2 separate regions of the Homo sapiens genome follow, and region 2 is linked to region 1. A link is an interaction called in ENCODE POLR2A ChIA-PET data of the cell type or tissue named here. Cell type or tissue: OCI-LY7. All regions are shown on one strand. Links, peaks and the distances in the headings refer to the core of each region. The heading gives the core; the rest is flanking DNA. Region 1 has its middle 58 kb from the start of LINC01216. Region 2 holds the start of LOC107986232 (a long non-coding RNA gene).

The links. ChIA-PET counts read pairs that join two places held together with the same protein. Peaks named below come from ENCODE experiments on the same cell type or tissue, not always from the same donor. Only the 100,000 strongest peaks of a DNase experiment are listed, where the experiment ranks them.
Region 2: POLR2A ChIA-PET joins it to region 1 with 11 read pairs; 2 of 35 experiments call an interaction of 5 or more read pairs at or near these places.

The regions. Positions count from the first base shown.
Region 1 is chr4:100,609,099-100,624,826 of GRCh38, forward strand. No RefSeq gene overlaps it. Among named protein-coding and RNA genes, the nearest start is that of LINC01216, 58 kb to the right of the region's middle. In OCI-LY7, for the core only: no CTCF peak of the experiment used is centred there; no DNase peak of the experiment used is centred there.
Region 2 is chr4:100,099,275-100,115,002 of GRCh38, forward strand. LOC107986232 (a long non-coding RNA gene) reads left to right here and starts at 2,959. Exons shown (of 3, transcript XR_001741515.2): 1 at 2,959-3,404; 2 at 3,546-3,608; 3 at 4,538-5,188. In OCI-LY7, for the core only: no CTCF peak of the experiment used is centred there; a DNase peak (open chromatin) is centred at 7,887; H3K4me3 peaks cover 420 bases.

The DNA.
Region 1 (15,728 bases), core at 3,664-8,663:
CTGGCCCGCAAGCGCCGCACGCAGCCCCGGTTCCCGCTCGCGCCTCTCCCTCCACACCTCCCTGCAAGCTGAGGGAGTGGGCTCCAGCCTTGGCCAGCCCAGAAAGGGGCTCCGACAGTGCAGCAGCGAAGGGCTCCTCAAGTACCGCCAAAGTGGGAGCCCAGGCAGAGGAGGCAGCGAGCGAGGGCTGTGAGGACTGCCAGCACGCTGTCACCTCTCAATAGCAATGAAAAAAGTTATACATTATTCAGGATTCCTCCACTCCCTTGATTTCAGAGGCAATTTCTCCTGTCAGGTTAATGTAGTGATACTAGATAACATGAGTAGAAAAGAAATTTGAAGCCACGTCAGAAAGTATCTCTCATCACATACTACTAAAGAGCTGTGATTTAATTTGGTAAGCAAAAGTTAGTAATTTAAATTTAAAATGCTTTCCCTTTAAAGAATTTATCCAGCAGTCTCAACACAACCTATGGACACCTATAGAAATAAAAAGTTAGCAATCATATTTCTGTTAAAAACAAAGACTGAGAGTACGTTTCAGAATATGGGAGGACAAATTTCCAGTAATGATAAAGGAGATGGATTGAAATCGGAAAGCACAATAATTGGAAAAATCTGTTGTTCTTCTGGAAACATCTGGCCCACCTACCTGAAAGTAGCTATTCCTACTCCCTATCTATCTTCAAGGTTAGAAACATGAGTGTTTAACAATCTGGAAACTATCTAGTAGATGCCTTTTTCTTCAAAGGCTTTTTGAAAGATATCTTCTTCCACGTATCATTCTCTTTCCTCACTATCACTTCCTGCTTCTGTGAGGGTAAAAACCCCACTCTTCAAGAGATAAATGAAAAGGAAACTCAAGGTGTTTCATTTCAGCATAGAAAGTATAGGCCTCCTAATTAAATCACCACAGGTGATTTAATCTATTATTATTGATAATAGCCATTTCACCAGGTGTGAGGTACCTCATTGTGGTTTAGATTTGCATTTCCCTGGAGATTAGTAATGCTGAGCAATTTTTTCATATACTTGTTAGCCACCATTTATGTGACTGCTTTGAAAAAAATGTATATTAGTTCCTTTGCCCATTTTAATTAGGTTGTTTGTTTTTTCTCTTAAGTTGTTCGAGTTACTTATGTATTTTCAATATTAACACCTTATTAGATATATTTGCATACATTTTCTCCCATCTCATAAATTATCTCTTTAGTGATTGTTTCCTTTGCTGTGTAGAAGGTTTTCAGTTTGACTTAGTCTCACTTGTTTATTTTTGCTTCTGTTGTCTGAGTTTTTGGTGTCATAACCAAAGAATTACTTGCCCAGGCCAATGTCCTGGAGATATTTCTCTATGTTTTCTTCAAGTAGTTTTACAATTTCAGGTCTTATATTTAATTCTCGATTCCATTTTGGGTTGCCTATTGTACATAGTGTGAGATAAGGGTTCAATTTTATTCTTTTAAATGTGAATATCCAGCTTTTCAAATGTCATTTTTATTGAAGAGATTGTACTTTCTCCATTGTATGTTCTTGGCACCTTTTCAAAGATCAATGGACCATAAATGTGTGTATTTATTTCTAGGTTCTCTATTCCGTTCCATTAATATGTATGTCTGTTTTTATGCAAGTAAAACATTTTGATTACTATAGCTTTGTGTTATTACTTTTAATGGCAAAAGCCACAATTACTTTTGCACCAACCTAACAGTATACTTTGAAATCATATATCATGATGTTTCCAGGTTTTGTTTTTCTCAAGATTGCTTTGGCTACTCAGGGTCTTTTGTGGTTACATATTAATTTTATAACTGTTTTTTCTGTTTCTATTAAAAATGCCATTGGAATTTTGAATTAACTCTTTAAATTCATGAACACTAGATATCTTTACATTTGTTTGTGTCTTTTTCAATTCCCTTCACTAATGTTTTATAGTTTTGAATCTACAGATCTTTCACCTCCTTGGTTAAACTTATTCCTTAGTATTTTGTTCTTATTGATACTATTATAAGTGGGATTGTTTTCATAACTTTATTTTCAGACACTTGGTTATTGATGTATAGAAATGGTACTGATTTTTTTGTGTTGATTTTGTATCTTGCAACCTTATAGAATTGGTTTATTCTACCAGTTTTGGGGTTAAGTATTTAGAGTTTTTTATATATAAGATTATGTCACCTGCAAACAGACATGGTTTTACTTTTTTCTTTCTTATTTTAATGCATTTTATTACTTTTCTCATCCAATTGCTCTGGCGTAGACTTCCAATACTGTACTGAATAGAAATAGTGAAAGTGGGCTATTCTTATGTTCCTGATCATAGAGGAGAAGCTTTCACTGAATATGATGTTAGCTCTAGGGTTGTCACCTATGGCCTTTATTTTGCTGAGGCACCTTCTTTTTATACCTAATTTATTGAGGATTTATATCATGTAAGGATGTTGAATTTTGTCGAATGCTTTTTTTCTGCATCTATTGCTATGATCATATGATTTTTATTTTTTATTTCTTAATGTTGTATATCATGTCTACTGATTTGAATATGTTGAACCATACTTGAAATCCAAGGGTAACTCCCACTTGATCACAGTGTATGATCCTTTTAATGTGCTGTTGAAGTTGGTTTGCTAGTGTTTTACTGGGAATGTTTGAATCTCTATTCATCAGGGATATTGCAATGTAATTTTCTTTTCTCATAGTTTCCTTGTTTGGCTTTTATATTAGGGTAATGCTGGCCTTTTAAAATTTGTTTGGAAGTGTTCTCTCCAATTTCTAGGAAGAGTGTGAAAAGGACTGGTGTTAATTCTTCTTTAGATGTTTGGTGCAGTGCACAGTGAAGCCATTTGGCCTTGGATTTTTCTTTGTTGAAAAGATTTTCATTGATTCAATCTTGTTACTTAAATAGTTCCGTTCAGATTTTTTATTTTTTCATGATTCAATCTTGGTATGTTGCATGTTTCAAGGAATTTATTCCTTTCTTCAATGTTATTCAATTGTTGGAGTATAATTATTCAAAGGGTCTCTTATGACCTCTTGTATTTCTGTGGTATTAGTTGTTATGCCTCCTTTTTCATTTTTAATTTTATTTGAGTATTTTCTCATTTTTTCTTAGTCGGGTTTAAAGTTTGTCCATTTTCCTTACTTTTTCAAAAACCCAAATGTTAGCTTTATTTATCCTTTCTATTATTTTCTAGACTTTATTTCATTTGTTTCTACTCTGATCTTTATTATTTTCTTCCTTCCGAAAACTTTGAGCTTAGTTTTTTCTTTTTTCTAGTTCCTTGATGTGTAAACTTAAGTTGCTTATATGAGATTATTCTTCTTTCTTAATGTAACTGTTTAAACTTCCCTTTTAGAATTGCTTTTTCTACATTCCATAAGTTATGGTATGTTGTGTTTATATTTTTATTTGTCTCAACATTTTCTAAATTTCCTTTTGAATTTTTTATTTTATCCTTCGACGGTTAAAAATGTGTTATTTGGCCGGGCACAGTGGCTCACGCCTATAATCCCAGCACTTTGGGAGGCCGAGGCGGGCGGATCACGAGGTCAGGAGATCGAGACCATCCTGGCTAACACGGTGAAACCTCATCTCACTAAAAATAGAAAAAAATAGCAGGGCGTGGTGGCGGGCGCCTGTAATCCCACCTACTTGGGAGGCTGAGGCAGGAGAATGGCATGAACCTGGGAGGTGGGGAGCTTGCAGTGAGCCGAAATCATGCCACTGCACTCCAGCCTGGGCAACAGAGCAAGATTTGTCTCAAAAAAAAAAAAAAAAGTGTTATTCAATTTCCACATATTTGTAAATTTTCTGTTTTTCCTCTCCTGTTACTGATTTCAAGTTTCAAACCATTGTGTTCAGAAAAGATACTTGGTAAAATTTCAATCATATTAAAATTGTTAAGACTTATTTTCTGGCCTAATATATAATCTATCCTGGAAAATATTTCATGTGGGCTTGAAAAAAATGTATATTTTTCTGTTGTGGAATAAATGTTCTGTTTATGTCCATTAGGTTCAGTTGGTGTATAGTATTGTTCAACTTTCCTATTTCCTTATTAATTTTTGGTCCGGATAATCAATCTTTTGTTGAAAGTAGGGTATTGAAGTCCCCTACTATTATTGCATTACTAGCAATTTTTTTCTTCAGATATTTATTTTATATATTTAAGTACTCCAATGTTGGGCACATGCATATTTATAATTATTCTATTCTCTTGATGAATTGACCCCTTTATCATTACATAATGACCTTTTTTGTCTCTTTTTGACAAAACAGACCTTAAGTATAGCTACCCGTGTACTCTTTTGGTTTCCATTTGCATGAAATATCTTTTCCCATTCCTTCATCCTCAACCTATGTGTGCTGTTAAAGCTGAAGCAAATCTTTTGTAGGCAGCATATAGTTGGGTCTTTTATTTTATTTTGATGCAGTTTCAGAGAGACTGCCTTTTGAGGCAGACCTGGATCCTGGTGTCTCAGGGGCTGGACTGGAGCCTGTCTGTGAATGCTCACAGTGCCAGGGTTCACTGGGACAGGCCTGGGGCTGGGGTCTGCAGTGAAGTTGGGTCTTCACTTCACTCTTCTTCTCATATACAAAGGGCATCTCTCTCCATACTGTGATGCCAGGACGTGGGGGAGTGGTGTAACAGGTAATGTGAAACTGTCCTTCCTACCTTTTCAATGTGTCTTTTCTTATTTCTGTGCTCCACCCAGGTGCTGTAAACTCTCACTTGGATTACTTAGCCTTTGTGAAAGTATTTTTATGTGTGGATAGTTGTTCAAATTGATGTTTTTGTAAGGAAATGAGCTCTGAAAACTCCTCTTCCACCACCTTGTTGACATCATTCCTTCATAGTTGTTTTATACTCTGTGTCAGATAATTTCAATAGAAGTGTTTGTGAGTTTATTTTTATTCCTTGTTTTTTTGTTTTTCATTCACAGCGGATACCTTGTTTCTCCATGTGTGCTTTGTTTGCTTTGACAGAAAATTATTTGTAAAATTATTTGGAAGTATAATTTGAGGTTCCGGATAATTATACATGCTGCTAGAGAGGATCTTTGTGGCTTCTTCCAGGCCTTTAGGAGGGTACCGATTCAGGATCAACTTATGTTCAAATCTTATGCTGTGGTAACCAAATGATGGAAGTTGCCTGGAACAAAGATTGATTTACTTCTGGTTTGCCCTTACTCTGAGAATATAGTTCTTTACAGTCTCATCTCAGAGTAGTTGTATAGGGGTGTTTCAAAATCTTTATCTTGGTAACCCCTAGGCTTCCCCCAATACCCACCCACCCTCCAACTCCATATCTTCCACCCACCCCCCCAACCCCACTACACCCCCAGAAGCTTACCAAGCTAGTAAAACCATAGTTGAGTTTCACAGCTGATACTTCCAACTTCAGGGCAAAACACATTTGAACTCTTGGCTTCCCTCTCTAATTTCTTGACTTTTCTTAGGTTTGGGGTGAGTAATTTTTTTTTTTTTTTTTTTTCTGAGACACAGTCTTGCTCTGTTTCCCAGGCTGGAGTGCAGTGGGAGAGATCTCAACTCACTGCAACCTCCACCTCCCGGGTTCAAGCGATTCTCCCACCTCAGCCTCCCAAGTAGCTGGGATTATAGTCACCTGCCATCATGCCCGGCTAATTTTTGTATTTTTGTAGAGATGGGATTTCCCTATGTTGGCCAGATTGGTCTTGAACTCCTGACCTCAGGTGATCTGCCCGCCTCGGCCTCCCAAAGTGCTGGGATTACAGGCGTGAGCCACTGTGCCTGGCCGAGGGTGGATACATGTTTTTCTTAATTTTGGATGGCCAAATGTAACTTATCAACAGTTTTTTGTTTGTTTTCAGGGTTTTTATTTGCTTATTTTGGCTTTCATATTAACATTTCCTTCAGCTCTTTCAGCTATCTTCAGCAGGAGGATTTGGTTCTAATTGCCCAGCTTACTATTACCAAGGTGAAATCTCTTTTACGCTATAGTTGACAAAGAATCATTTACCAAATTTAAAGACATTTAAGTAATTATTTGTTCTATTGGATCGATTTTCTCCTCAAAGACTCGTTATTTATATTCTTAGAACTTAATATGGGGATTACAAACAAAAGGATCCTTTTTCTTTCCTTAAGAACACAGTTTGAAGGAAAAAGCAATGCCCATTTTTCTGGCTAAAAAACTCAGTAATGATTTTCAGTACATTTGAAAATTCATATTGAACTCTAAGTATTTTTGTGCATGTGTTTTGCTATTTAATCGGTAGTAGCTGAAAAAAAATCCAATGGTTGCTATTATTTGTTAATACATTTCTCTCTGTAATATTTTTTATTGAAAAACTATGACTATTTCTATTTAATGCTAATTCATATTTGTATCTGTCACTTCAAATGTGAAAAATGTCAGAGTGCTAGATAAAGCATTAAAATCATATTAGTATTTGTTATATAGCTTTGCAGAATTCTCAGTGTTTTGCTTTCCATCTTTGTAGATTTTTAAATATTTTTCTAATTTTCTTCATTGAATTTGTATTACTTTTATAAGCAACTTTATTTTAAGTGTATTGGCTTTGTACACAACTATATTACCATGACCACAACTATGTAAGCAGAAAATAAAATTTGGAAAACAAAAACTACAAATATTACCACTGCTTAACTCTACATTGTGGGAATAGTAGTGCATATTTAAATACTTTCATGTTTCCAGATTTGTCTAAATGCACTTATTACTCCTTTAATTTACAATAATAACTAACCAAAAATACATACAGAGCTATATGTACAATAACAATATATTTACAATTGTGCTTTAGGAAATTTTCTTTAATTTACAAGGGCATGGGAAGGAGTTACCTCAGATAATCTTTCAAAACTGTGACATTATTTTATTTCAGAAGTATTGATTGCCAAAGGTACTGTGTGACTGCTGCATTGAAAAGGAAGTTCAGATACAAGATGCAGGGTAAAGATAGCTTTAGCAACACATGACAAATTCTTAAATTTAAATAGGAAGAGGGATTAAAATTCTAAGGCGGCTTGAGGATAGGATGGCCATTCTAAGATAGGAATATGAAAAGTTGAGGCAGATTGGAAGGGTTGTGACTAGACCACACTTTGAATACTATTTATTTTTTAAGTTGTTTACTATTTCCAGGTGGAAAGAATTCATTAACCAGAACCCCTATTTTACACAAATAGTTGAATTCATTTGCTAGGGCTGTTATAACAAAGTACCACAGACTGGGTGGCTTAAACAACAGAACTTTATTTTTTCACAGTTCTAGAGGCTGGAAAGCCAAGATCAAGGTGTCAGTTGGGTGTGGTTTCTTCTGCAGCCTCTCTCTTTGGCTTGTAGATGGCTGCCTTCTCCCTTTGTCTTCACATGGTCCTACCTCTGTGTGTGTGCATCCCAGTTATCTCTTTGTGTGTCCAAATTTACTCTTCTTTTAAGGACACTCCTAGGACCAGTCTTAACACTCTCATTTTAACTTAATGACCTCTTTGAAAATCTTATCTTTAAATACTGTCACACTCTAAGATATTAAAGATTAGGGTTTCAACATATGAATTTGGGAAAGGGGACACAAGCCCATAACATTCACCTTCTGGACCTCCACAATTAACATCCTTCTCACGTGAAAAATACATTCTCCCCCCCACTGCCAATTCCAACAGCCCAAAAGTCTCAAACCATTCCAACATCAATGCTAAATCCCAAATCTTATCTAAATATTATCTAAATTACTTGTGTATGAAACTGCAGATATTATTTATTCTGAGAAAAAATTCCTCTCTGGCTGTGAACCTGTAAAACTAGACAACTTACCTGCATCCAAAATTCAGTGGGTGGGACAGGCATAAGATAAGTATTCACATTCTGAAAGGGAAAAATCAGGAAAAAGGAAGAGGTCACTAGTTCCAAGCAAACTCAAAACTAGCAAGGCAAATTCCATCAAATTTTCAGGCCCAAGAATAATCCTCTTTAGCTCGATCTGTCCTCCAGGCTCACCAGGGTAGTAACCTTACCTATTGGGCCCACTGAGGTGACAACAGCGCCTCCATGGCACTGGGTAGCAGCTGTGCCCTCTGAAACCCAGGAGGAGACAGCTCACCACACAGTACTAAAGTAGGAGTGGCAGCCTTGCTGATCTCAACATTGTCTTCAAGGTCATTCTTTCCTCTTCCTAAAGGATAATGCCTATCTGCAGCCAGATAGCTCTATTATCCCATCCTATAGAATCCAGGAAGTCCATTAGCTTTTCTTCATTTTGTTCCAACTCTATCCCTTTTAGTTCCAGCTGGTAGTGTTTTTTCTGTTATTAACCCACCTCTATTCCTCATTTTGGCTGAGACAGCTGATTAGATCCACGAGTGAGACCTCTAATCTTTTTATCAAATGATTATTCAGCCACATCCTTGGTGTTCGGTCCAGATCATGCTTAACTTTGTAATATGGATAGGGTGATAATTTTCCACGTCTTTTAGTTTTGATTACTTTTTGCTTAATGATTTTGTTTTCAATTTATGTCTCTCCTCTTGTATTTACAATATGCTGTAAGAAGAAATCAGTACCCTCATTACTTTACACCTTCAATACTTTGCCTAGAAATCTTTTTAGCTAAATACCCTAGTTCAACACTTATAAATTCTAGCTTCCATAAAACACTAGAACACATTACAGCGAAGTTCTTTGCCACTCACTCTATAACAACAGTTTTCTTTCCTCTGGTATCCAATAACTTCCTCATTTCCATTTGAGGCTCACCAGAGGCACCTTTAGCATTCATAGTTCTACTAATAATTTCCCCAAGGCAATCTGGGCTTTTTCTAATATGCACCTAAAAAACTCTTCCAGCCTTCATCTGTTACCCAGTTCCAAAGCCACTTTCACATTTTTAGGTATTTGTTACAGCAGCACCACACTTTCCGGTACCAAAATCTATATTAATTTGCTAGGGCTGCCATAGCAGAGGATCACAGACACCTGTCACAGGTGTGACAACAGAAATTTATTTTTGCACTGTCCTGGAGGCTGAGATCAAGGGGTTGGCGTGCTTGGTTTCTTCAGAGGCCCCTCTCTTTGGCTTGCAGAGGATCTCCTTGCTGTTTCCTCACATATTCTTTCCTCTGGGTGTATACATCCCTGGTGTCTTTTGTGTGTCCAGACTTTCCCTTCTCTTAAGAATACCAGTCAAATTGGATTAGGGCCCTCCCTAATGGCCTAATTTTAGCTTAATCACCTCTTCAAAAGCCCTATCCCCAAAAGTCACATTTTGTGGTACTAAGGGTTAGAGCTTTAATATGTGAATTTTGGGAACACACAATTCAGCCTATAACAAAGGTAAATTTGATATACAAAAAAACTTTAAATAAATACTTGTATTCCCAACAGCTTTTCAGATATATTTTAATAGATTTTATATGTTCAAAAAAATATATAAGGAAAATTTAAAACTAGCTCTTTGGAAAATTCTCATGATTTAAACCAAATGACAAGAATAGAAAACGATAACTAAACTACATTCTCAATTTTCTTTAACATACTTAGACACATATTTTTATGTACAAAGTAACAGAAAATATGAAAATAACAGTGATTATCACAAATTGATGAAATGACAGAGTACTTTTTTATTCTCCCTTATATTTTTCATGTTTTTTGGAATTATCTCACTGAGACATATCACTTATGTATTTAAATATATATATTTATATATAATTATTAAAGAGAGAGAGATTTCTATCAGTATGAATCTTTGGTTGCAATCAACAGAAAACAACTTTGTATGATTTAGGCAAGAAAAGAACTTGTAAGAAGGCTATTCTGGTGCTTTAAAATTATAGAAGCTGCTAAACTACCAAGTTATACAAAGGTCTGGAGTTAGGGCAGCCCTGGGGAACTTGCTAACAGGAGCTGACTGGCAATTTTGCCAATGAGTTACAGCTGAGATGACTGATTTCTGATTGAATTTTCGATCATGACATGCCATTCTGTTCCAGATTTAGAGTCCTAGGAAGGGAACTGAATTTGGCTGACTTGAGTTTTACGCTCAGTTTTGGTGGTTGGGGGGACATTTTGGCTGACAGTTCCATTAAGATAGACACTTATTCAGAAGAGAGAATCCGCAAAATGAAATCAGAGTGAAGTTACCAAGGAAAGGGAGATCTACAACAATACATCATCGTACAGTAGCACTGTATGGCCTATTATATACGATATCTTCATCAATATTTTGTTTCATTTGAATATCTGCCATCAAAGATGAATTCTATTTAAGTATTTATCAGACATTTGAATCATTAAAAGTGTGTATATCATAGAGATTCTCTGCATTATTTCTTTTCTGAATCTATAATAATCTCAAAATAAGAAGCTGTAAAGTGTCATATATTGTTTCTTGTTTTCTTACTCATTTAAAAATTATAACCTAAAATTTTTATGCTGTTTTCTGTTTAACCAAAATCAGATTCCACTCTTGGTGAGTTGATCAGGGTGTCAAGGTGGCAGTTTTAATAGTTTCACTTTTCCTTACAAGTTATTAGTACTACCCTCAAGGCACATCTTTAAATGGCCTGCAACTTTTTGGATGAAATATTGACTATTTTTTTTAAAACTTTACAATTATTTTTAATAACCACTTTAAAAATACATAATAGTGATCTGTTTCTCATGTTGTACTTGTCAAAACTCTTCAATCCCCTCGTATGGTGCTTTAGAAAAATCCCTTGGAAAGTCTAAATAAATTACATGTACCCATTCTCTTTCATTTTCTTAAAAACATCCTAAGTATCTGAAATATCAGATATGGTTTATACCTACAAAACCATGAAAGCAACATTTTTCTCTATGCCTATAAAAACCTAACTTGACTTTCAGCTTCATTTTCTTAATTTTCTTAAAACATTTTTCTAAGTACCTGCAACATCAGATATGGTTTATACCTACAAAACTATGAAAGCAACATTCTTTTCTATGAATATAAAAACCTAACGACTTCAGCTACTTTCCAAAGTACTGACATAGCTTCAATGATTTGAAATGCCCACAGCAACATAACTTTAACAGGTCATAAACTGGGATTTGGAACGGAAGCTTACTTTTCTCAAGTCTGTTTATCATGTGAAGTGATTATGGATATTAACTGAAAGAATGTATACTTTTTCAGAGTGCACTCTTTTTTTTTTTTTTTTTTTTTTAAGGAGTGGAGAGTTTAATAGGCAAGAAGGGGCAGGAAGGAAGGGAGAAGGAAGAAGCTCACCTGTACAGAGACAGAGGGAGCAGGGCTCTAAAGTCTAGAGAGAGAGTCCCACCTGCCACAGATACCAGCTAGGTATATATACAGAGGTTGGAGAGGGTGGTGTCTGATTTGCACAGGGCTCAGGGTATTGGTTTGACTAGGCATGTCATTCACGTAGCCCTAGGAAAATGCTGGCCCTCCCACCCTAGCCTTTTAATATGCAAATGCAGGGCACCATGATGTTCTACACACATGGGAATACATGGGGTTGGCCATGTTGACAGGAACAAGTGGGGAAAGGGCAAGAAGGCCACTGGAATGCCATGTTTGGGTAAACTCAATTTCTAGTTGCTGGCATTTGCATATCGACGGTTGCTGGCCTGGCTCTAAGAGCTGGGGCTTTACAAGAAACTTTCCTGGAGATGCTTTTAAAAACGAAAACTTCCCAAGGACCCCCTTTTCCTCTCTATCTGTCTAATCTAAAATAATTTCTTTTTTTTTTTTTTTTTTTTTTTGAGACGGAGTCTCGCTCTGTCACCCAGGTTAGAGTGCAGTGGCATGATCTCAGCTCACTGCAATCTCTGCCTCCTGGGTTCACGCCATTCTCCTGCCTCAGCCTCCTGAGTAGCTGGGACTGCAGGTGCCCACCACCATGCCCAGCTAATTTTTTGTATTTTTAGTGGAGACGGGGTTTCACTGTGTTAGCCAGGATGGTCTTGATCTCCTGACCTCATGATCTACCCGCCTCTGCCTCCCAAAGTTCTGGGATTACAGGCGCGAGCCACTGTGCCCAGCCTAAAATAATTTCTTAATAACTCCCACAACATTCCCCCCTGTGGAGATGCCACACTAACTGCTGTTAGGGGGTTTTGGGTGATGACTTCTTCTGGCTGCTTCCTGCTGAAAAGGGGCGTCGAATCGGGAACAACAACTAGGGCTTCTCCTGGGGTTGATCTAAGGGTCCTCAGAAGAATGGAGTGTCCATTTGTGGTTCAGTTTACAGCACCATTGGAGTTTGATTGCTTCTAGGTGAGCAGAAACAATCAAGTTATAGTATTGTGTATACAGGGTCCAAATATCAATACAAGACATATAAGCAAGAGAGGACTTAATAAAGGGTTTAACCAATCCATAAAGAAGACTGGAATTTATTAAAGAGGGATTGTAGCCACTCGGGGCTGAAGCTGGTATTTTTCCTGAGCCTGTCAATAATTTTGATTTGATTTTTAAGTACCTGTAGATTTTCCTTTACTTTACTAGAGGTGTTAATCCAAAAGCAGCATGTTTCATTTAAAACTGTATCACTAAACCCAATAAAAAGCCCTAGCCGACTCAATGATAGCAAAACTTTCATACTTCCTTTTTGTAACTATTATCCCTGCTATAAAGATAATAATTAAGCAAAATACGACAGCGATGGAAACTGTTTGTTTAATATTTCAGTTAGAAGGTGCTAACATGTATAACCCTATTGCAAATAATCGAGTGAGTATAGCTATTTCCATAAGTGTGGTGTGGTAGATAATTTCTATCTAAAATTTTACTTGTCAAGATATAGAATTCCCCTTTGGGGGGGTCTATGAAATTCCTTGATTTTATTTTCCTAAATAAAGAAACCTCCAGGTTATGGGCACCCTACTCAGTTTTATTACCTGGCAAAATTTGCAGGATAATTGTCCAGAACAAGTATATTGATCCAAACTTTTACATCACCCATCCCTTATTTTTTCTTCTAAGCTGCAGGAGATCACTTCTTGATTGACAGGAATAATCAGGGTTAGTCTAAAATGTAGATGAAAAGCCTGAAAATAATTAGTGAGACTAAGGCTTAATAACAAATGTATGATAAGCTTTGGAGCACAATTTTTCTCTCTAGTCGTCATTTTTGGTAAAAACAAATTATGAATAAACTGTAGTCTTATACTTAGCCTGATTATTTGCATAAAGTGCAGCAAGAATGGTTATTTCTACATAGGCCTTTTGGATTGGCTTTGATGAAACTCTATTTCATAAGGAATTTCAGGTAAGACTATTAAAGCCGAGCCCAGCCATGGGTTTACATCCTCAAATACCTATGAATTGGGTGATCCTCTCCTCTTGAGGTCCCAAGATAAACTCAGAGCTCCTAGACCTGTTAGAAAGTGAAATTCTTTACTGATCACAGGTGAAGAACCCTGTGCAGAGACTGTGTAGACAAGGTATGAGGCCAGTTCTCCCCAAGGGGCTTTTATTGGCTCTGCATGTCCAACTTGATTCCTTAAAGGGAAACACACCTCAGTTAAAGCCTTGGCAAAATAACCAGTTTTTCCAATTGTGTCCCATTGACAAAGAAAAATGGATTCTTATTGCACTGATGCAAACAACTATATTGCCATAAGTTAAGAGTACTCACAGATAGTTTCCAAATTCTAGAGGAACCAGGCAGAGAAATAAACATGCTCCAAATTTTGTTCATAGGAGTACACCTTATTAAAGGCCATAAATAGTTAAAAATAAGTTTCCTTGACTCAAAACAAAACCAGGATCAGCAGTATTCTGAGCAAAAGTTAAAAGGCTTGCTTTTCTTTCTGAGTGCAGTCCATTTAGTTAACTCTTGTTTTGCTTGGTATTTGTGAACATGTCAGTTCTTTAGAAGTTTCATACATTCTTTCTGTATTCCAATGTTACAATCTTCAAAGCTATTAAAAACGTGCATTTGAGAACACCTTATTAAAGGTGTTCTCAATATAGAGAACACCTTATTAAAGGTGTTCTCAATATAGAGAACACCTATATTAAAGTCCTTAATGTAGCTTGATTATAAACCATCTTTTGAGAAGGAACAAAGCAAGACAACAATTGTCTGTGAATTGCAACATTTCCAAGATATTTACAGTTAAAACATGACTGACCAAGAAGTTTGTTTATATCTGAGGTTTACAATAACTTTACCTTTAGTTATTATAATTGATAGCATATACTTAGAGATTAGAATTTTAGAAATCCCATACAATTTTTGAACATATATTAGTATTATTCACCAAAATATAACTTAAAGAGGATTGGACATCATTTTGGCAATCTCATATGACTAAACATGTCAAATAATCCTGTTTATCTCTTTTTTGAATGTTTCAGGGGCCCTCTGAACTATCCAAAAAGGCAGGCATTAGGAAGAACAATTCCCAGATTGCCATAAATTATTTAGCCAAAATGATGACTTAAAAGGCAAAAATCTTTTATTAGCCTTTACTATGACATGAAAATCCTGTTTAAAGCCAAATTTTGCCCTTGTATTAGTTTGTTAATATTAATCCTAATTTGTTTAAATGAAACCTTATAGATCATTCCATCTAATCCTAACCAAGTTGACCATGAGGTGAAATTTCTACAAACCTTTAATAACCCTTTTACTAAAAGATAGATTAGTGTTTTAAGACCTCCTTGCTATGCTTTTATTTCAAATGCTTAATTTAAGAAAAGACCATATAGATACTATGGGCATAGACAGTGTAGTGCTTCTACATGCATTTCATTCTGGGGTACATGTGCAGAACGTGCAGGTTTGTTACATAGGTATACATGTGCTGTGGTGGTTTGCTGCACCCATCAACCTGTCATCTACATTAGGTATTTCTCCTAATGCTATTCCTCCCTTAGCCCCCCACCCCCCGACAAGCCCCGGTTTATGATGTTCTCTTCCCTGTGTCCTTGTGTTCTCATTGTTCAGCCCCCACTTATAAGTGAGAACATGCGGTGTTTGGTTTTCTGTTCTTGTGTTAGTTTGCTGAGAATGATGGTTTCCAGCTGCATCCTTGTCCCTGCAAAGGACGTGAACTCATTCTTTTTTTATTGCTGCATAGTATTCCATGGTGTATATATGCCACATTTTCTTAATCCAGTCTATTATTGATGGACATGTGGGTTGGTTCCAAGTCTATGCTATTGTGAATAGTGCCACAATAAACATATGTGTGCATGTGTCTTTACAGTAAAACAATTTATAATCCTTTGGGCATATACCCAGTAATGAGATTGCTGGGTCAAACGGTATTTCTGGTTCTCGATCCTTGAGGAATCACCACACTGTCTTCCACAATGGTTGAACTAATTTACACTCCCACCAACAGTGCAAAAGCATTCCTATTTCTCCATATCCTCTCCAGCATCTGTTGTTTCCTGACTTTTTAGTGACTGCCATTCTAACTGGTGTGAGGTGGTATCTCATTGTGGGTTGGATTTGCATTTCTCTAATGACCAGTGGTAATAAGCTTTTTTTCATATGTTTGTTGGCTGCATAAATATCTTCTTTTGAGAGGTGTCTGTTCATATCCTTCACCCACTTTTTGATGGAGTTCTTTGTTTTTTCTTGTGAATTTGTTTAAGTTCATCACATCAGCAGCACATCAAAAAGCTTATCCACCACAATCAAGTAGGCCTATCCCTGGGATGCAAGGTTGGTTCAACATAAGCAAATCAATAAATGTGGTTCACAAAAGCAAATCCATAAATGTGAT
Region 2 (15,728 bases), core at 5,910-10,909, 510 kb before region 1:
TTTTCTTTAAACACCTGCCAGGTCCAGAAGGCCCAAAGACAACTCATGATCATACTAGTCCAAGTCACACATTTCTTACACTCTTTCATCTCCTCTCTCTGTTCAAAGACAGAGGAGATGAGCAGACCCTCTTGCTGCTCAAAGTGTGGTCCCAGGACCAGTAGTAAGAGCATCACTTTAGGGCTTCTTAGAAATGCTGAAACTCAGGCCCCACCCAGATCTATTGAATCATCTGCATTTTAACAAGATCTCCAAGTGATCTGAATATGCATTAGGGTCTGAGGAGTATGGAAAACCCAAGTTGGTGTTCACAAATTGGTAGACGTGCAGTGGGGAAAGCTTCCTGGGAATGAGAAAAATCAACACTTGAAACAGAGGAAAGCCTTTCTCATTAAACAAATCTTAGAGGGAAAGTGGGCAATGAAAGTAAAGTTGCATTTCATTTACATCCCTCATGTTGTGTGTGTTCTAAATATCAAGCATAGCCATTTGATAAAGGCTAGTTTATTTCTTCCCTTTTTGACTTTTATAATAGTTGTTTCTCAAACTGTAGTCTGCTTCAGAATCTCCTGGGCTACCTGAGCTTCAGAGCTAATGACTTGGACTTTGGACTCCACCTGTTTTGGTTTATTTTTGTTTTTTTTAGAGAAAGAGTCACGCTCTGTCACCTAGGCTGATATGTAGTGGCATGACCTTGGCTCACTGCAGCCTTAAACTCCTGGGCTTAAGCAATCCTCCTGCCTAGGCCTCTCAAAGTGCTGTGATTATAGGCATCAGCTGCTACTCCAGTCCTCATCTGCAGTTTCTATAAGCATCCTAGGTAATTCTTATATACATTAACACTTAGGATGACTGATCTAGCACTCGCTGGGTCCCTAGACTTTGTCCTGTGGCTGCCATTTCTTTCTCACCCTATGTTCCTGTATTATTACTCTAAAGCTGGTCACATCAAAACCATGGGAGAGGGGAAGATCAGCAATGAGAGGAAGGGAGGGTAAATTCCATACTGTTGCTGAATGAAGACCATTACCCTCAATCTTTTCCCAGCTTCTGCTCTCTTGCTTTGTGTATACATAATCCCATCTTTCTGTCCTAGCCCACCTGAGTTCCCTGTCTTCTAACCCTCTGATAGCCTTAACACACACTAGGAAGCACAACCTGAAAATGGGGTAAATCCACTTGCCCTGCAGCAGTTTTGGGGATTGGGAGGACCAGCTCTCCCTGCCAGGGCTGTATTTATAGGTGGAGGTGTGTTCTCAAGCCTAGCTTGGAATGCCAAATGAATTTTGTTACAGAACCTAATGGAGTGTTATTACTTACACTTTAGATCAGAACTGTGGACTGGTCTGAGAAAATGGCCAATATTAGCAATGGTTTTTAGTGAAAAATCTATCAATTTGACTTACGAATTTGGGAGACTTTAACCCATTTTCAAACAGGGAACTGCTTCTGATACTGTGTCAAAGCTTGCAGAAGTTAAGGTGAATCTGTTCATTCACAGCCTCCTTGGGATATGATAACGTCTTTCTAAACAGAAGAAACTTAGCGACATCTCAGTAACACCTAAAGATGCCTCAGTCATTGGCATATGGCCACTCTGAATATGATATGGTGTTAAATTCACCAGAAAGACCAGCTTGTCCTAAAAAGTATATTTGTGGTTCTGAATGCAACTCTCATTTGTAAAAAGGATTCCAGAATCAAATGTCTAATCATTTCTTTTTGTTTAAGATAGGCTTTGTGATATTTCTTAGGCTGTAGGGGAGGTAGAAGGCTGAAGGCTGCAGGAAGATAATGGGCGTGTGGAGAGCCCTGCTGGGGCTCTGTCTGAGCTCCTCCTGGGAATAGCTTCCCTAGAGAATGGAACTCCATGGCCTCCACATTTCTGAGGGATTACCACAAACGTGGTTGCTGTCAGGAACAAAGCAAAAGGCAGAGTGATCCCAAAGCCCTCTTGCCCGGAATGTCCTGCTGCTGACATGAAGTGAAACTTACAGAGGAAGGAAATGTCATTTTCACACAGTTAACCACAGGTGTACAGAGGGCCCCTTGGTGTCTTTCTTATCTTTTCCATGAGCACCTCACATCCACAGGGAGAGGAGCCAATTCTCTCTAACAGCCTTGGAAAAATACTTGCTCACCAGTGAAGGTTATGTGAATCCTACATAGAGTTTCATATAGAATTTGGGAAGAAGCAATTTGGAAGACTTGATTTGGGAAACTGTAATGTTTCTCACATAAAATAGAGTCATGTATATTGCATTTTAATAAAATAATGTGTTATGTGGATAAATGTAACCTATTATGCTTGAATATTTATAAAATATTTCTTCTCTAAAGCGATGTGGTTTAGTGAAAGAAACATGCACGTTAGAATGAGTCAGAGATAGGTACAAATTCTGATTTACCTACTAGGGAGTTAAGTGTTTTGGGGCAAATCATTGGCAGTATATCAGAAATTTTCATCTACAAAACAGAAATAGTAATAGCAATCTCACAGGGCTATTGTGGGATTAAATAATAGAACAACATTTAGCATATACCTGCACATAACAAAGACCCAATAATATTTGTTTAAGACATTTCCAGTCAAATTCTATTTTCATATATACAGTAAGTTAAAAGCATCTTCCTGTTAACAAAATCAATTAATTGTGGTCAAAATATTAGGAATGTTTAAAGTACAGAATTTTATTTCATTTTTTAAAAAATGGAGTCAGGGACTCACTCTGTTGCCCAGGCTGGGGTGAAGTGGCACAATCATAGCTCACTGCAGCCTCCAGTTCCTGGTCTCAAGCAATCCTCCCACCGCAGCCTCCAGAGTAGCTGGAACTACAAGAGTTCACCACCAAGTCTGGCTAATTATAAAATTCTTTTTATAGAGATAAGGTCTCACTAAGGTTCCCAGGTTGCTCTTGAATTCCTGGCCTCGAGTGATCTTCCCACTTCAATCTCCCAAACTGTTGGGATTACAAGTGTAAACTGTCACATCCAGCCCATAATTTATTTATGATGGTGACCTATTCTATGGGCTAATGGAATATATTTATTTTATATTTTGTATTTAATTAGGTTTCTTGATTGATTACCCATCATGGATTGAAAAGTTATGTCAAGACCTAAAGGAATAAGGAAATCTCCATGAACTATATATAAGTCTAAAAAATAATGTAATGATAGTGAAGAGTAAAAGATATTAGATTGAATGAAAAGTTGATTACTTGATTGCTCCCAAGCTTCCTTTTTTTCCTGAACCTCAAATAAAGCTAAATTCTATTGTTTTTCATTTTAAGTTCTCAGGAAAATAGGAAAAAAATTAACAACATGAGGGAAGTTGTAAGACATGGGAAATGATAGAGTGCTTTACACCCAGGCCTGTGTAGACTGACTCCCCTGCTGAGATGGTAAGTAGGAAACCTCATTGTATTTTCTCCTCTACTTTTAGTTTTGAGGGTATTTTGAAACTTACCAAATGTTCTTATGTCTCTATTTTGTCAACGGATGACCACCTTTGATAATGACTCTTCACTCTGGTCATACTTCAGAAGATGCCAACAGGACAACAGAGCAGCAGGTGCCCTGCCTCAGGTGGACAGCCTCCAATCTTGGTGATGACTATACATTGTGTCTTCTTCCACATATCCATATAAATCTCATACATATTCATTTTTACTTTAAAATTTTATATTTGTATATTGAAATATATTTACTTAAGAAGAACATACTAAGTGCCTATGTGTGGCTTTGTATTATGTCAGCTTCACTAAACTGGAAGTATGTTTTCCAGACTTCACTTTCCTGTATGTTTCAGGGTAAGGGTTGTCCACAAGAGAAATTTTCATAAGATTTGGGAAACAGAAAAGAAGCACAGCCATTTTTGCATGCTCTGAAATTTGGTGCATGGTGCCAGTCATGACGGCAACCTGTGCATGCTGTCACTGATCTGCTTGGCCTACCTGGGTGGCCAGGTGGATAGCACCTGGGTCTGCAGCTTCTCCAGTTCTTGCTGGATTGTCTGCTCTGGACATTCTGTTTCCTAGCTCTATGTCAATGGGGATTAGCTTCTCTTGCAGGTTACCTGTGTTGTCGAGGTTGGAGGTAGTGAGAGACAGATACTGGTTCCAGTCTATCCTTGCTCTCTCCCACTTTGCATCCAGCTGTTCTTCCCAACTAGTGTTCCAGCTTGCATATTGCAATCTCAGGCCCCACATCAGATGCAGAGGAAAGATCTAGCTACTTTATTTTACATTAGTCATAGTAGTACTGCTTTTCTGGTTGATCCCTGACTGATATAGCCTATATATGTCAGACACTGTGCTGGGTTTGGAGATAGCAATGGTGAGCCAGTTCAGTATTGACCTTTTTTATAGAGCTTAAAGTCTAACTTAGGATATTATTATTATAATACAAAAGAAATAACATGTTATTTTTAATTTTCAATCAAGCTGAGGTTATTTAATAATGCTTTCATTTTTATAACCCTTTTTTACTTTTCAAAGAGCTTTCTTGTTATTTGCTCACTGTCACATCTTTGCAGCTGTGGAGAAGACTAAGCAGAGATTTAAGAATACTCCTATCCCAAGGTTGCACAATTTGTAAGTGGCAGGAATGTAGTCTTCTGATTCATATTCCAGTGCTTGTCTTAATGTGAAAGTTATGAAAATAAATCAAATTTTGTACTTTCATGGAGCAAATGTTACTATCAGATCAGTTGTGTCTACATTTCACCAAAATATTTACCAATCCAGAAAAAAAAATAAGCCAATATGAGATACTTGGCACCACGTAGGAAACCACATTGGATTTCTCAGTTTTCAAACAATTATCCTGATGTCAAGAAGATGTGACCCCAGAAATATGAAAAAAATAAAATGTCAGTTGTCTTGGTGACCTTTCTTTTGATGCTAAGCTTCATATAATAGGCATCTACAGGTTTCACTTTTAGACTGTGTTCTTCTACAGAGTGGCAGGAGAGATGCTGAAATTTGTGCCAATATTTCACTGGAGGTGATCATTTTCAATCTATGTACATAGGGACACAGCTGGAGTGACAGACACTTCTGCCAATTATGACACCTAGATGGATTTTGACAGAAAAATGACAGTCATGACAGCATTTCCTCCAGAGCCTAAAAACTGTGAGTAGGTCAGAAGAGTTATCCAGTAGGCTGTAGATTCTGTCTCCTTCTAAGCAACCAAAAGCAGGGTTGTTCCCCTCTGTGATGTCATTCCCTGAGAGTCAGAGTATGTGTCTATCATCCTTAATGTGGTTTTAAAGACATTTTATTATAAAGTTAATATATACTGGTTTGTAAAATTAAACTCTGTAGAAGGTTGTGGAGAAAAAAATATCTCCTATTTCCCCACCCCTATTTCTACTTCCCAGAGTTAGTCATTCTCAAAAATGTATATATATACACATGTATATGTATGTGTATATATATACATTTTTGAGAATGACTAACTCTGGGAAGTAGAAATAGGGGTGGGGAATATATATATGTATATATGTATATATATGTATATATGTGTATATATGTATATATGTATATATGTGTATATGTATATATGTATATATGTGTATATGTATATATGTATATATGTGTATATGTATATATGTATATATGTGTATATGTATATATGCTCTTTGTATGTGGGATTCATTCTTCTCCCTGCATCTCAGCTCTAACCTCCTCTCCTCAGAGAGGCCTTGCCTGACCACTCACTGTACAAGGTAATTCCCCAGTTATATTCAGTCTCCTCATGCTGTTTATTTCCCTCATAGCCTGAATCACAATGGCTCTAATTTGTTCTTTCCCATGGTCTTTCTCACTAGAATGTAAGCTCTACAAAGAAAGGGTGCTTGTCTGGCTTGCTTACTGCAATTTCTTCTCTAATCAAGATGTTGTTAAGGGTGTCATTCATTGCATTATGCAAAGTCTTCTTTATTTCTTTCTGGATTTTTTTTTTTTTTTGATGGAGTTTCGCTCTTGTCACCCAGGCTGGAGTGCAATGGTGCGATCTTGGCTTACTGCAACCTCCGCCTCCTGGGTTCAAGTGATCTCCTGCCTCAGCCTCCTTAGTAGCTGGGATTACAGGCACCCACCACCACAACAGGCTAATTTTTGTATTTTTAATAGAGATGGGGTTTCACCATGTTGACCAGACTGGTCTTGAACTCCTGACCTCAAGTGACCCAACCGGCTCGGGCTTCCAGAGTGCTGGGATTACAGATGAGAGCCACCATGCCTGGCCCATTCACTGCAATTTCTTAGTGCTTGTCAGAAGCATTCAATAAATATTTGCTGAATAAATTGTTGAATGAATGGGATCCTGATAAATTTCTTAGTTCCAGATGCTGCTGAGGATAGGCCTCGGTACTTGTGTACTGTAGGATAATTCTGTGCCCTTGTATTGAACCCCTCCTTCTGAGCAAGTTTGAATGGGAGTTCTATAAAATCAAACATGTTTTGATAATTTTTCCCACTAATTTATATATAACTATGAGAGAAACATTTAATAAATATATAAATATTTGCCCAAAGGAACACTGTTGCACATACAAAGATATGGCACTATCAAATACAACCATTGAAGGCAGGCAGCTTTCCCAAGTGGAAGCTTACAGTTGCTCGTTGGATGATATACAAAATTCCTAATTAGGCATATAAAAAATGGTGCTGTTGTTTCAACGTTCAGTTTGTTTGAAAGTTCAATGCACAAAGTCATATACCCCCAAGGCTGTGTATGTCAAGTTAACCTGACAGAGAGCTATTCTGTTTGTGCCAACTTTATGAATTTCCTCTAAACAGCAGTGATTTGTCTAAAAAACATCTCCTATCTGTATGTATGCAGAAAAGCTGTGCTCACTGAGATGTCTAGATTTATTGTTGATGCATTATTATGGTCTTGAACTCCTGGGCTCAAGTGATCCTCCTACCTCGGCCTCCCAAAGTGCTGAGATTACATGCATGAGCCACCATGCCTGGACAATTTTTTTTTTTGCTTATGAATTCACCTTATTTTATATATAAGGCAAATGATATAATTTTGCACTTCACGTTTTAACAATCTCTTTATTTATTTACTGTATTGAATTTAAGCTGGACATATGGGATTGCCCATTTTACAAGTAAAGCTCAAGAAGCTAAATGCTTTCCAGAGTTTACAATGAGTGAGGGACAAACACTGGGATGAGGGCCTCCAACCATCCAACCATCCAACCATCTCATCAAAAGAGTAATTAAAAATTATTCATGCAGGATTTGCAAAGAAAATAGAAAAACTGGGTTCTGCGCCCTTAATCCAACACCTTCCTAAAGGATATAAAAGAGTTGAGGTTGAAGAAAGAGAATGAGGAAGTATCTTTGTGGAAAGTTGTCGGAGGCCTGTGGCATTTTCCTTCCCCTTCCCTTCAGGGATGTAGGTAGGGAAGTGCTTTCTTTTCAGCTCAAGTCTAATGAGAATACTTTTGAAGGGGCTGAATTCAAGCTTACTATGTGTCTCCTGGAATTTTGAGGATACACAGGAGACTGGTGGTTGACTTGCACTGAAAAAAAAGAAAGGCAGATATATCAGGAATTGCTTATGATGGCAGAGTGAGGACAGTGGGCAGTGCTGGAGCGTGGATTGATGTGGGAAGAATGTATGAGCTCCTGCTGGCCAGGTGGCTGCCACAGAAGGCAGCCAGGTGAAAGCTATGTGAAAAACCCTTCCCAAGAGGGAAGCCTGCCAGGATGGGAGACCAAAGCAGTAGGAAGCTATGGGTCTACACTAGGGCAGGGAGGTAGGAAGTAGAGGATACAGAAAGGTTAGTTGGAGGATGTATCACCCTTGAGGAAATGGTGCAGTTTAGTGTTCAGCTCTAGTGATCCACTGTGGTCAGAAAGCACCAACGTTAGACCACAACAGAACTACTCTAGCAAGACCTTTGTTTCTTTTTTGTCTTCACTTCCTTGCCAGCCTGCCCCAGTGGGTGGGGATACTGTGGTAAAGGTTGGATGGGGTGAAACAATTAGAAATGTGGCAAGGGACTTGAGGGAAGAACTGGTACCATGGAAACAAAGAAGGTTGGCCAGACATCCCAATCCCTTCCCTGCTGCAGATTTCTGCCTGAAATATGTCTGAACTAACAAACAGAAGTAAGAGTATTACATTAAATGGGACTGCTATTATGTCTAAAAGTAACTGAAAAAACTATGTGACCCACTCAAGTTCTTATCCAGGCACAAGAAGAAAGGTAAGAGGGTTTGCAGCAGGTATTTGTGATAAAGAATAGACTTGGAGTTTCCACGCTTTTGAATTCTATTTGTTCAGCATAATAGTTACATAAACAATTAGATACAACATGATAATTACATATAAAATTTAAGCAATAATAAGTATAGTTTAATAATACATATTTTTAGTTTCTGGCTTGGGGACCACACTGTGAAACCCATTCACCTAGACCCCAGTCTAACTTGCTCCTCCCCAGACCATGGAATTCTGCTTGTCACCAGTGAAATTTCAAGTGTCATTAGTTTTAAAGACTATTTCTGCTTGTGCCACTTATGACCAACCTTAGCATTTCCTTTGCTAATACTCCTATGACCTCTTAGAATCTTGTGGGTTTTGATTGCTTTTCCTACCCGAAAAGAAAGATGTAATATTTTTTAGCTGAATTTTTCTTTTAAGATAAGTAGACTTTATGGTGTTAGCAAACAATACTTATTGAAGACTTTTCCATTAATAAAACAAAATAAAGCAAAATAATACAAAGATCCTTCTACTTATACCTCAGGTTACCTTCCAGAAGCTACCTTGTAGCAAAAGAATCACCCGGCGGTGTCTGCAACTACCACTTCCCATGGAGTGGCTAACTGTAATTTTTGCTGTTGTTCATTTAATTTTCTCTGCCAATCATATTTACATTTAAAACAGTAAAAAGAATTTTTCCTCTTTTGGAAGGAAAAGGTTACTTTTTCAGTAAATGTTTTCTTTATAGAAACGTAGGCACACACATTAAAGATTTTCCTGTCAAACAAGGATACCACAGACTCAAATCTCAATTAGGTTTTAAAATATTCCAGATTGTACAACTTCTATGTCTGCATATTTTATATCACAAAGTCAGGTGTCTCATTTTGCTCAATTTCTCTACTTACTTGAACCATCATTCCAACTCCAAGTGGTACATCCTTGTGCAGTACCATGCTTTCTAACAGATGATAGAGTTGTCACTCTGTTTAAGGCTTGCATAGTTTTGGTGTATGTTATCGACATGTAGAGATTATATGCAGATGGCAGATTGTGGCCATCTTGCAAATATATTTCTATAATCATTTTTACAGATGGGAAATGCAATGATAAAAAAGGAAAGAATTGATTCTAAAGCACAGAAAATATGTTCAAACAGCTTCCTTCCCCAAAACAAACTTGACCAACTTTGCATCTGATCTTGGCATGTGCTCTTATGTTTAAGGCAGTGTTTGGTTTTCAGGTTTTCCATGGCTTTTTTCATGCCCACTACATTTCTTTTCTGATTTTGGCAGTTCTCATTAGGTATTTCAATGAATAGTCAAGAAATCATACAAATAGGAAGTAACTTTAGTGAAATTATGAGACTTAAGTTGAAGATGATTTGACTGCTTATAGCCAATATATGTCTGTCCCTACAGCTTTTTCTTTTTCTCCTTCTGTCCTGATACAATTGGCCATCAAGATTTTAAGTGTAGCCACTCTGGAAGATTCCCAGATGTCCCAGTATAAGAAAATGTGTACCCAGCATTTGAAGAACCCTGTTTTGAGATTTAATCCATTTGCACACTTGGTTAGCTCTGTTAATTCAATTACCTTAAAAAGTAGCAAAGATAAAATTCACCAGAATCTAATTTCATTTCATTTCCTTTCTCTCTTTCCTGAGTCTTATTACTGCTTTATTTGCAATTGGTTGGAATTTTAGAGAAATTTCCTCATTTAGAGAATCTTCTTCATTAAGTGCAAATCTCACAAAGTTTACATTTAAAACAACAAAAAGAATTTTTATCACAAATGCTACTCAATAAGGAGTCATAAAAATTTAGAGATAACTTTTTCTAGAAACCTTATTTTCTTTTCACTTCACATAAATCAGTTATTCTTTCTTTTAAGTTACTTCCTGAATAACAGAAACCTCTGTTAAATATACTTTTCTAAAAGTCCAAAATACAACCATGAAAAGTCTTTGAGAGCCCTTTCTTTCAGGCTGAGTCAACATGAAATAAAACTTTATAGTAGACTGAGATACTCTTGCCCTCTGCATATCTACCTTTGATGTCTCCCCTCTTATCCTCCAGTGATATATCAGGACAACTCACAGGTCTCACAGCTCCTCCAGGACACCCAGCTAATATATTTGCACAGAAAATATTACCTAAAAGTAAAGGAAATTCATCTCCTTATCTCTAAGAGGGGCTGTGTAACAAAATATTAAACAGGTTTACATACATACCACCCTACCGTAAATAGAAATTCCAACACTAGAAAACACTGGCAGATGGAAATGATATGGATAAATAGTTTCGTGCTGCCATTAAATTTCTTGGAAACTTCTAGAATGGCTACTGGGGCAGTCAAAGGTAGTTTCCTCTGAAGTCTTGGATGAGAGCAGTTTTTTGATCAAATAATTCACTTTCCTTTTTACTTTTAGCATGCAATGTCTTTAACACCCTTTCTTCTATAATCAAAAAAAATATTAACAATGTGTTTTAGGACATCTGCTACAGCAATAGCTGATTGGCCTAGAAATAGATAACTGACCCAAAGGCCATTAAGCCACGGACTGCTCAGCAGCCTGTCAGGGCTGGCTGTAACAGATGAGCCCAACCAGCCAGATTCTCTCTGGTGATAGTTTTGTATTAAGAAACCCAGAGACAACTGAAGCCAGCTACAGGACTTGAGCAGGAAAGTCACATGAACAGTTGTTGGAGCCATTGTTTTGGAGCCATATGTAAGATAATTAAACAAAGAAAGCAGATCGAGAGACTGAAGAATGAAGCCAACTCATAGAAAAAAGCAGATGAGAGAAATGATAAAGTCCTGGGATGGGAAGAGAGAGCTAGGACTTTGAGTTTCCTGGTGTTCGTATTCTAAGAAGGCCAGCTTGCCTTGCTTCTTGAGATTGAAATCCATGAAATCCCTGTATTCTCCTTTTTTTTTTTTTTCTAAACTCGAATTAATTTGAGAAGGTTTCTGTTCTTATATAGTAAGATAATATTTTGACATAGTAACTGAGGTTTTATTTTTGCTCCAGACTTCCTGTTCTTCTTTCCCCCTATTTTGGTAGCAGGGAGGGCCTTCTATGTTCATATCCATGGGTAGGGGTTTTAACCTCAGAAATAGAAAGTAAGAAAAAGATTCAAGGCTTAACACTTGAATTTATCAAGTAGACGTTCCCACAAATGCATGGCAAAGGCAATCACTTTGACAGGAAAGACTTTTCAAGAATCAAGGGCCAAGACCTTGGCATCCTTGGACCACAGAGGAGGACTGGAGGAAGGAAGAAACCCTGAAAGACTAAGATTTGCCAAGATCCTGATTAAACCAAGACATCAATGAATATGTCTGAGTATTACCTAGAAATGAGTGAATCAAGTTTTCTGCCATCAGGGGAAAATTGAGGCTTATGAGGAAAATAAATCTATTTATTGAAAATTTTAAATTTGAAGTAAAAAAGATATCAATTCTTCTATCTGAGTTTATAGCCTGTTAAAATCATACCCAGAATATCAAGCCATAAGAAAACACAGAAATTTCAGGAGGGAAGTTATACAAAGAATTAAGGCCAGGCACGGTGACTCACACCTGTAATCCCAGCACTTTGGGGGGCCAAGGCAAGCAGATCACTGGAGGTCAGACGTTTGAGACCAGCCTGGCCAATATGGTGAAACTCCGTCTGTACTAAAAATACAAAAATTAGCTGGGCATGGTGGCACACACCTATAATCTCAGCTACTCAGGAGGCTGAGGCTGAGGCAGGAGAATTGCTTGAACCTGGGAAGTGGACGTTGCAGTGAGCCAAGATTGCACCACTGCACTCCAGCCTGGGTGACAGAGCTAGAATTCATTTCAAAAAAAAAAAAAAAAGAATTAAAAATATTTCCTCCTCCAAACATGTACACATAACAGGTTGGGAAGGGCATTCTTGCATAAAATACTGTGGGAGTCCCCATCTATCACAGATCAGAATAATAGCTGACATTTACTGAATGCTTGCTACTATTTAGTTCTGAAATAAGAATTTTACCTAATATTTCATTTAATCTATATTTATCACAAGGCAGTAGGCTAATTAGTGTCCCGATTTTATAGATAAGAAAACTGAGGCCTAAAGACATCAATGCCTGTGGTTTCAAAGCCATCAAGCTAAGTTCTATTAAAATTATATTCCAGCTGCCTACCCTAAGACCATAAGCTCCTTTCACAAGGTCTGAGTCCTAGCACAATCAAAGATCTATCTTTGCTGTCATTTGTGAAGCACTTTGGCATCATGAAAAAATTATGGACTTTGGACTCAAATTTGAGTTTTAAATTTGGCTCCATTAAATCAAAGCATGAGAACTTGAGAAAGTTAATAAGTCTCTTTGAGCCTCACTTTTCTCAAATATAAAAAGTATTATGCTTCACTTGTAACAATGTGAGAATTAAGTCATCTAATGTATGTAATCAGTACATAGTATGTATTTGTTTTTGTTTTTGTTTTCTGAGATGGGAGTTTCACTCTTGTGGCCCGGGCAGGAGTGCAATGGTGCGATCTCGGCTCACTGCAACCTCTGCCTCCTGGGTTCTCCCACCTCAGCCTCCGTAGTATGTGTTTTGATGGGAGCTGCAATGGACTGAATGTTTATGTCCTCCCAAAATTCAATTGCTGAAATCCTGACTTCCAAGGTAATAGTATTAGGAGGTAGGGCACTGGGAGGTGATTAGGTTATGAGGATGGAGCCCTCATGAATGACATTAGTGCCCTTGTAATAAGGAAGGAGACCACCCCTCATATTGTCTTATGCCCAATTTCTGCCTCCAAAGAAGAAAAAGTAAAAATTAAAAGGCAGAAATGAAATCCACAAGTAGAAAGCCTGACGCCACACCCTGGGCCTGGTAATTAAAGATCGATCCCTGACTTAATCGGTTATGTTATCTATAGATTACAGCCATTGTATAGAAAAGCACTGTGAAAATCCCTATCCTGTTTTGTTCCGATCTAATTACTGGTGCATGCAGCCCCCAGTCACGTACCCACTGCTTGCTCAATCGATCACCACCCTCTCACGCATACCCCCTTAGAGTTATGAGCCCTTAAAAGGGCCAGGAATTGCTCGCTCAGGGAGCTCGGCCCTTGAAACAGGAGTCTTGCCAATGCCCCCAGCCGAATAAACCCCTTCCTTCTTTAACTCGGTGTCTGAGGAGTTTTGTTTGCAGCTGGTCCTGCTACAATAAAAGGGACTCTAGAGAGAACCCCTAACTCTCTACCAGGTGAGAAAACAGCAAGAAGGTGCCATCTATGAGTAGGCCCTCACCAAACACCAAATCTGGTGGCAATTTCCTCTTGGACTGCCCAGTCTCCACAACTGTAAAGAATACATTTCTGTTGTTTAAAAGCTACTGAGTTTACAGTATTTTGTTCTAGCAACCTCAATGGACTAAGACAGGAGCTATTATACACCTGATACCTACTTTATAGGGGACACTCAACAAACATTTGTTGAATAAATGAGTGCATAAAAACCACCCATACCCGAGCATTCAGAACACAATATTTATTTCATAAAATAAAGATTTTGAACTGAGAAAATAATATTTTTAGAGATAGCATTATCCTTTAACTGAATTGGAAGAAAAAGGAACATTCAACTGTTTACTGTCTCTTGATTCCTACCCATATTTTATTTAGAAAATATGCCCATATGAAAGATACCCTGGTGGTAAAGCATTAACAAATTAAACCAAATGTCATTAAGTCTGTCTCATTTCTCAATCATGTGGAACTTCAGTAGCTCCCACAAGTGGGCATACTAATTCACTGTGCTCTGTATTTTTCCATTTGTCAACTGCTTTCTATTTTGCTCTGCTTTTTAAATTAAGGATTGGCTACTTAGGCTGCAGAAGAATCCTTTTTTGCTGCCTTCTGTTTTCCAAAGTTTAACGGGAGGTGCCTCATTTGTATTTTTCAGATACCCCTGACTTGTCTTATTCATATTCATGAACCTTCCTGGTTGTTCTTTTTCTCTGTGAATTGCTCTTAACAGACCATTTTCCCTCAAACCCTTTGCATTCACAGTAAGCTGCTTCCAAAACCAAAAGGAACATTAGCAGCAGGTGAAATCTCCATTACTGGTGGTTAGAAAAGAATCCTAATTGATTTAAAATATTAAATATAATTTCCTCTAAATGTTTGCCCTAAATATTTTACCTACAGGTATTCAAATTCAGGTCTTTTCTTAAGATAAGAATGCTTCTATCTGAATAGGAGCCTTACAGTAGTAAGATAATTGTGATGGATTACTTATGTTGGGACTCAGAAAACGGCACCCTAAAGTATGCTGCTTTGACATGCTGAGTACTTTGAACTCAAGAAGATTGGAAGGCCTCAGAAGCAAGTTCTCTCTGACCTCCTGCCCTCCTGTCTCCTGCCCATTCTTCTCCCACAAAGCGAGTCACAGACACCAGAGTTCCTCTTCCCTAATGTGGGTTATAGAAACTAGAATCTCTCTCCCCCAAAAGCAAACCATAACACTTAGAAATATTACTGTAACCTTCCCCTGACTTTCTGTCTAGGAGCTGGCCACAAAGAAATTTTCTGACCTACTTTGTCTAATAGTTGGTCATAGACCCTTATTCCAGAGGGACATAAGATCCTCATTCCAGTTGGTCATAAGACCCCATACCTGGTAGAAAGAAATGCTACACAGAGGGGCCAAGAAGTATCTGGACAGGCTTTGCTGGGTGTCCCCCCACCCCCAATCTATAATCATTAGACTATATCTTTTTGTCCAACCATACTTTTATACAGCTATCCATTCGTCATTGAACTTAAGCAAAAAAAAAAAAAAAAAAAAGTTTTCAATGTATCTTTGGATCTTCATTTCTGAAAGCTCCCACATCACATAAAACTTTGATTAAATAAATTTGTTATGCTGCTCTCTTGTTAACCTGTCTATTGTTATGAATGTGTCAGCCAAGACCCTTATGATAGATGAGGAAAAGTATCACAACTTTTTCACCCCTAAACTTAGCGAGCCGAAAAATAACCCCCAGATTACTGTAGGATTGATACCAGCCTGACTGTGACAAAGATTCTTTGCTCAACTAAACTTTAGTCAGGCTTCTAGACCCATCTGTGTGCTTTTGTAAAATCAGAATTTAGCATGAACTTTCCACCCTCAATATCTGATCACCCTGTTTTTTGTTTTGTTTTGTTTTGTTTTTAAACCAGGGTCTCACTCTGTCATCCAGGTCAGAGTGCAGTGGTGTGATCACACCAGGATAATATTTTTATTTTTAATTATAAGTTAATTCTTCTTCTTCTTCTTCTTTTTTTTTTGTAGAAATAAGGGGGTCTCGCTATGTTCCCCAGGCTGGTGTCAAACCCCTGGGCTCAAGCGATCCTCCCACCTCAGTTTCCCAAAGTGCTGGGATTGCAGGCATGAGCCACCATGCCCAGCTGTGATCACTCTTGACATCTGATTGGGTGCCTCTCTTCTGCCAATTCC